2 separate regions of the Homo sapiens genome follow, and region 1 is linked to region 2. A link is a loop called in an ENCODE intact Hi-C map of the cell type or tissue named here. Cell type or tissue: A673. All regions are shown on one strand. Links, peaks and the distances in the headings refer to the core of each region. The heading gives the core; the rest is flanking DNA.

Region 1 (2,918 bases), core at 185-2,684, 320 kb before region 2:
CTGCAACTCAGACACGTGGGAACCTCCAGCTGCAAGAGCTTTCTCTCTGCTCATTTTATGCCATGGCCCTCCTGCCACGTGGGCCTTTTCTCTGACACCATGGTCCTTGCACCACATGGCTTTTGCACATGCTGTTAGTGAGATAGAGCTGGAAGTCCATGGAGGCCAAGGTGAATAGAATTTGCAGGGCAGAGTACTGGAGAAAGAGTTGCACAGAGACAGAGGAGACCTCTTGATTATTCCATTGATCAGCATATGCATGTGAGAAAACTACCCAAGGCTGGAGAAAGAACCACACAAAGGGATTAGAGGGAACAATACCCTAAGCTCTAATGGGCCAGGCCTCTCAGTGGGAGGCCACAAACCGTGCCTGTTCCCAAACAGCCAGAGTAGAAAACACCATAATTCACCAGGCATCAGGCAGAACACTGAGAAAAGTATTGCCTCAGTAGTGGGGAAGAATATTAACCCTGGATTAGACTACGTTAGTGCTGCCTAACAAAGCTCAAAAGTAAGATGAGTCCTGCCTAACAAAGCTCAAAAGCAAGATGAGGACACATCAAACTGTTTCCAAGTAAATTAACCACATCCTGGAACAAAGTTTAAGAATATTAACAGGAATACAAAAATATCCAGGAAAAAATTCACAATGTTCACAATGTCTAGAATCCAATATAAAATTACCAAGCTTGCAAAGAGGGAGGAAAATGTGACCCATAATGAGGAGAATACTCAGTTAATAGAAACTGACTCAAAATTGACACAGATGATATCATTAGTAGACAAGGACATTGAAACAGTTACACTATATTCCATGTATTTAATAAGCTAGAGGAAAAATTGAATATGTTAAATAGAAGCATGGAAGATAGTTTTTAAAAACTAAATCATACATCTAAAGATGAAAACTATAATGTGTGAGATAAAATACTGGAGAGGTTTAATGAAACTAGACATTGCAGAAGAAAAGATTAGTAAACTTGAAGATACAGCAATAAAAACTACCCCAAATAAAACACAGATTTAAAAGGCTGGGAAAAAAGTGAACAAATAGAGCATCGGTGATCCATGGCTTCTTACATATAGTTCCAATGTTTTTAACAGATAATCTGCTTCCTACTTGATCTGCTATATCATACTGTGCTTGCCTCCAAGGATTCTTCTGTCAGCCATCAGAGGGCGCTCTGCTGCCAAAGTAGGAGGCACAGGCGAAGGCTGAGTTCTGGTAACTAGTCACCACAATAATTGAAAAAAATTCTGGCCTACGGCAAAAAAAAAAAAAAAAAAAAAAAAAAAACATGTCCAGAACTGATAAAAATTCTGGCTTACAGCAAAAAAGAAAAAAAAGACATGGCATTTGTGGAATCTCCAACAGGCCTTTTCAAATAAGGAAAGTAGCATTTAGAATCTGTGAGGTTCTCTGATGGGGAAACTCCTCTGGCATGGACCTCCTGGGGCTATTGTGTGGTGGGGACCTCCAGAGAACAGGGCTGGGGAGTTGCTCAGTGAAGGCGACAAGGCCACCTGCACATTTCCCAAATGTCAGCCACCTGCGTCCCTCTCTCCTCATTCTTGCCACTCCCCCATTTCACTGGTAATATTTCCTAAATGATTTCCCTGACCTTGAGTCGCTTTTCTTATATAAATAAACCTATTCCAAAAAGGAAGCTTTATATCACTACCATCAATAAGGAACCATTTTCTTAACACCTTTCGAACACAAATAAACACCTTTCTAGAACATAAGCTTTATGCTTATAATCATACAGGCAGAGATTTTTGACAGTTTTGTTATCTTTTCTATGCCCTGTGCCTAGAAAAATGACTGACATGGTAAGCACCCAATAAATATTTATTGATTATATCAGTATGAAAATATTCATCTACTTACTACCTAGAATAATCTTGAATGTCATAACTGGGAAACACTGGGCAGCAGAAAAGACTAGAATACTTTGTGGATTTTGGGATTTGAGGCCAGTGGGGGTGGCTGCTGTCCACCCTCTTGTTGTCCCCAGCTTTTTTTAGCCATCAACTCAAGATGTGACAGGCACACACACCATCTGAGGCCCTTTCAGTGTGTTAGTTTCAGCCTGGACTGTCTTTGGGTTCCAGGATGGGCAAAAGTTTTCACCCGCCACTTCACACCCATTAAGACAGCTATTATAAAACAGATAATGCAGAAGATAACAAGTGTTGAGGATGTGGAGAAATTGGAACGCTTGCGCACTGTTGGTTAAGAATGTAATACGGTGCAGTTGTTATGGAAAACAGTACAGTGGTTCCACAAAGAGTTAAACATAGTATAGAATAGCCATTGAATCTAGCAATTTTATTACTAGGTCCCTACCAAAAGGATTGAAAGCAGGGACTCAAACAGATACTTGTAGGCCAATGTTCACAGCAGCATTAGTCACAATAGCCAAAAGGTATTGTATCTCCCAATATCCTCTTCCCAGAGGGACTGGAAGGAAGGGAAAACGGTCGTCATGGGCCTCCCAGCTCTTTAGCAGGCTGAAGACACGGAAGCAGCTGGAACAGATGACCTGTTAACTCCCTTCAAGGCAAAGGGTCTATGCCTCCTGGAGGAGGCAGGAGGAAAGAATGGGTCTGGAGCCTGGGAGTTCCAAAATTTCCCTCAGCCAGGGCTCCCTCCCTTCCCTTGGGTGCCCTCAGATAAGAAGCCAAGAGAGACTGACTTCCTGAGAGAGACTGAGCCATAAGGTGTAGACAGAAGCTCCAAGATGGAAAAAAGAGGGAGATATTTCTTTGATGGTTTAGGACATTGTCTTTCCTTCAGCACGATGGCAGGGAGAATACATCCTTTATGTGGTCCTGTGCTGGGATGCTTAGGGAACCAGCTGTATGATGGCCGGGAAGGAGCAGGCACTGAGCCGAGCTGAGCCAGTCCAGAGGCA
Region 2 (2,918 bases), core at 243-2,742:
TAGCTTGGGTGACAGAGTGAGATCCTGTCTCAATAACAAACAAACAACAAAAATAAATAAAAGCCTTTTTGAGGGCTTTTACATTTTCTTTGAAATAAAAAAAAAAAAAAGAAAGAAAAAGAAAAAACAAACCAAAGCTCCAGAAATCCTCAGCCCCAGGTTAGCATGAGGATTCAGATGAAACAACTTGTGAGCCAGTGCTGTCATGTATGGTCCTGCAGAGTGTGCCCCGATGGCAACACAGCTGCTGTTTTAACAAATCAGTGCATTACAAGGGTTTCCCAACAGATAGTACTGCAGTGTTTTGAGGTAGGGCACTTTTGTCTAATTCATACAAGATGCTATATGGACTATCCCTGCTTTGGTTAGAATATATTTGGAGACTGAGGGTGAACACCAGGCAGAGATAGGAAATGGAAACTGGCTTAAGGCTCTGACAAAACCAAGTAAAGTTAAAAAGCCATTAAATTAAATTTGGGAACAAGATTTGCAATTAGAAGCTAAAGGGAAGTATGCAGGAAACCAGTCTGAGGAATAAAAAGTAGTTATTATGTTGTTATTATTTTGCTCTGAAAGATAAGACTTTTTGTAGTGTAAGCCTATCCTACCAAAGAATAAAAATTTTTAGGTAATAATAATAATGAGACTATTTAATTTATTGAGTATTTATGTGCATCAGATATTATGCTAAGAATTAACACTAACTTTGTCACTTTCATTCACTCCAAATTCTGGGAGGAAGGGTTATTATGCCCATCTTTCATATAAAGAATCAGAGGTTAAGAGCCTTGTCAAAAGAGCCTGTGAGTGGCATTACTCCTGTCTCATGAGGAGGTAACTGAGGCTCAGAGAAGTAAACAAGGCTGAGATCATACAGTTAGTGGCATTGCTGGGTTTTTTGTCTGTGTGTGTGACAGGGTCTTGCTCTGTTGCCCAGGTTGGAGTGCAGTGGTGCCATTATAGCTCACTGCAGCCTCGACCTCCCAGGCTCAAGCGATCTTCCCTCCTCAGTCTAAGTATGTGGGACCACAGGTATGTGTCAGTATGCCTGGCTTATTTATTTATTTATTTATTTATTTATAGAGGTGGGGTCTCCCTGTGTTATCCAGGCTGATCTTGAACTCCTGAGCTCAAGCAATCCTCCCTCCTCAGCCTCCCAAAGTGCTGGGATCATAGGCATGAGCCACCATGCTCAGCAATTGCTGCATTTTAAACCTGTGTCTGACTGTCCCCCAAACCCATATTATTAAAACTACGCTGTGCAGCCTGCTCTCCTCGACTTCACAGCCCTTGCTCTTGGTCACTGTGCTCATCATCTTTATAGTAAAGAGGAGGCTTTACCTTAACCCCATGGCTGAGGTGAAACTGTGCAGGGCTACCTCCTGCAGTGTTGGTCCACAGGTACTAACGCTAATAGTTGCCAAAATATTGTTGACTGTTTACTGCCATCTAGTGGCACTTACAACTACGGCAGGAGATCATATAGAGGGAATGAACTTCTATTAATAGTTAACAAGCTTGGCAATGAAATAATAAACAATGCCGAGAGGATACAGGGAAATAAATCATCATGACAAAAACCATAAGGCAAGACTGTAAATACTGACACTTAGCAAGATACTCATGGTAGGGCTAGAAACAGTTCAGAAATGATAGCTTTCTGGTGGTACAAATGTAGAAGAAGCATATAAATTAAGCTGTAAACATTTCAGATAGGGAAACATTAATTCCTGGCTCACTTCTTATAAGATTAAAACCTCAGCAATGGAGCATGAGGAGAAGTGTTTTTTTTACAGATCTTAAAATACACTTATTAGAAACATATGATGGGCTGGGCACAGTGGCTCATGCCTGTAATCCCAGCACTTTGGGAGACCAAGGCGGGTGGATCACCTGAGGTCAGGAGTCAAGACCAGCCTGGCCAACATGATGAAACCCCATCTCTACTAAAAATACAAAAAATTAGCCGGGCGTGGTGGGTGCCTGTAATCCCAGCTACTCGGGAGGTTGAGGCAGAAAAATCACTAGAACGCGGGAGGCAGAGGTTGTAGTGAGGCGAGATCACGCTATTGCCCTCCAGCCTGGGCAGCAAGAGCGAAACTCCATCTCAAAAAACAAAAATAAAAACAAAAACCATATGATGATCATGGTGGTAACGATGGATAACAGCTGCCACAACTACACTATAACTATTACTACATTACCACCACCATCACCACCACCTTTATTGAGTCCAGGTGCTGCTCTCAGTCACTTAATATGTACTAAGTAATTTAATATTCCCAGTAACCCTATGATGTAGCACTATTTTTAGTACTCTTTTACAGGGGAGAAAAGCAAAAGGAAATCAGTCTTTACATTGTAAAAATTTTGATGAACCAACATTATCCTCTTAACTAATCATTGCTTGCCCATGAAATTCCAAATTAGTTTGTGAAGAGATGGAAACCTGGGTTTGAAGTCTTCTAAACTTGCAGCTGAAATCTGATTTCCTTTTGCTTACATTATTTCAATATGAACTCCAGCACTTACTTCTAACACTGACGTTCCCAAGAGGACCAGTGCCTTCTTTCCAAAATACAGAAAGAAATTACAGAGAAGGATGGCATGCTCCTCCTTATTTCCGATAGCTAAACTGATGCAGTGCTAAGACAAAACAAAAGCAATAGGAACAAAAAAAGAAAAGTGCGGGAAAGTTGAGTAACGCAAGCATCCAACTGATGCGGAGCACCTGTACTCACTCCAGTTCCAAACACATTTATTTTTACCAAGTTGCTAAGTTGACAGCAGAGCAGACAGCTCCAGCTTTGCTAGGGCATTAGAGGAAGAGAACATTGACTTGGAGCATTGGGGCCACCTTTATTATAGAACACTTAATGTAGATATTGTATAGAGTGACCAGACAATTTATACCCAAA

Evidence for each region. Hi-C counts contacts between places; a loop is a spot of excess contacts. Peaks named below come from ENCODE experiments on the same cell type or tissue, not always from the same donor. Only the 100,000 strongest peaks of a DNase experiment are listed, where the experiment ranks them.
Region 1: a loop joins it to region 2, with 10 times the contacts of the local background. A loop is called at or near these places in 27 of 110 quality-filtered maps.

What each region holds. Positions count from the first base shown.
Region 1 is chr10:96,338,745-96,341,662 of GRCh38, reverse strand. No RefSeq gene overlaps it. Among named protein-coding and RNA genes, the nearest start is that of OPALIN, 19 kb to the left of the region's middle. In A673, for the core only: CTCF peaks have their summits at 980 and 1,183 (motif pointing right); a DNase peak (open chromatin) is centred at 1,182.
Region 2 is chr10:96,015,929-96,018,846 of GRCh38, reverse strand. It overlaps CC2D2B (coiled-coil and C2 domain containing 2B), which reads right to left. Exons shown (of 35, transcript NM_001349008.3): 30 at 2,533-2,646. The region is part of intron 2 of ENTPD1-AS1 (ENTPD1 antisense RNA 1); the gene reads left to right. Among named protein-coding and RNA genes, the nearest start is that of CCNJ, 26 kb to the left of the region's middle. In A673, for the core only: a CTCF peak has its summit at 1,464 (motif pointing left); a DNase peak (open chromatin) is centred at 1,446.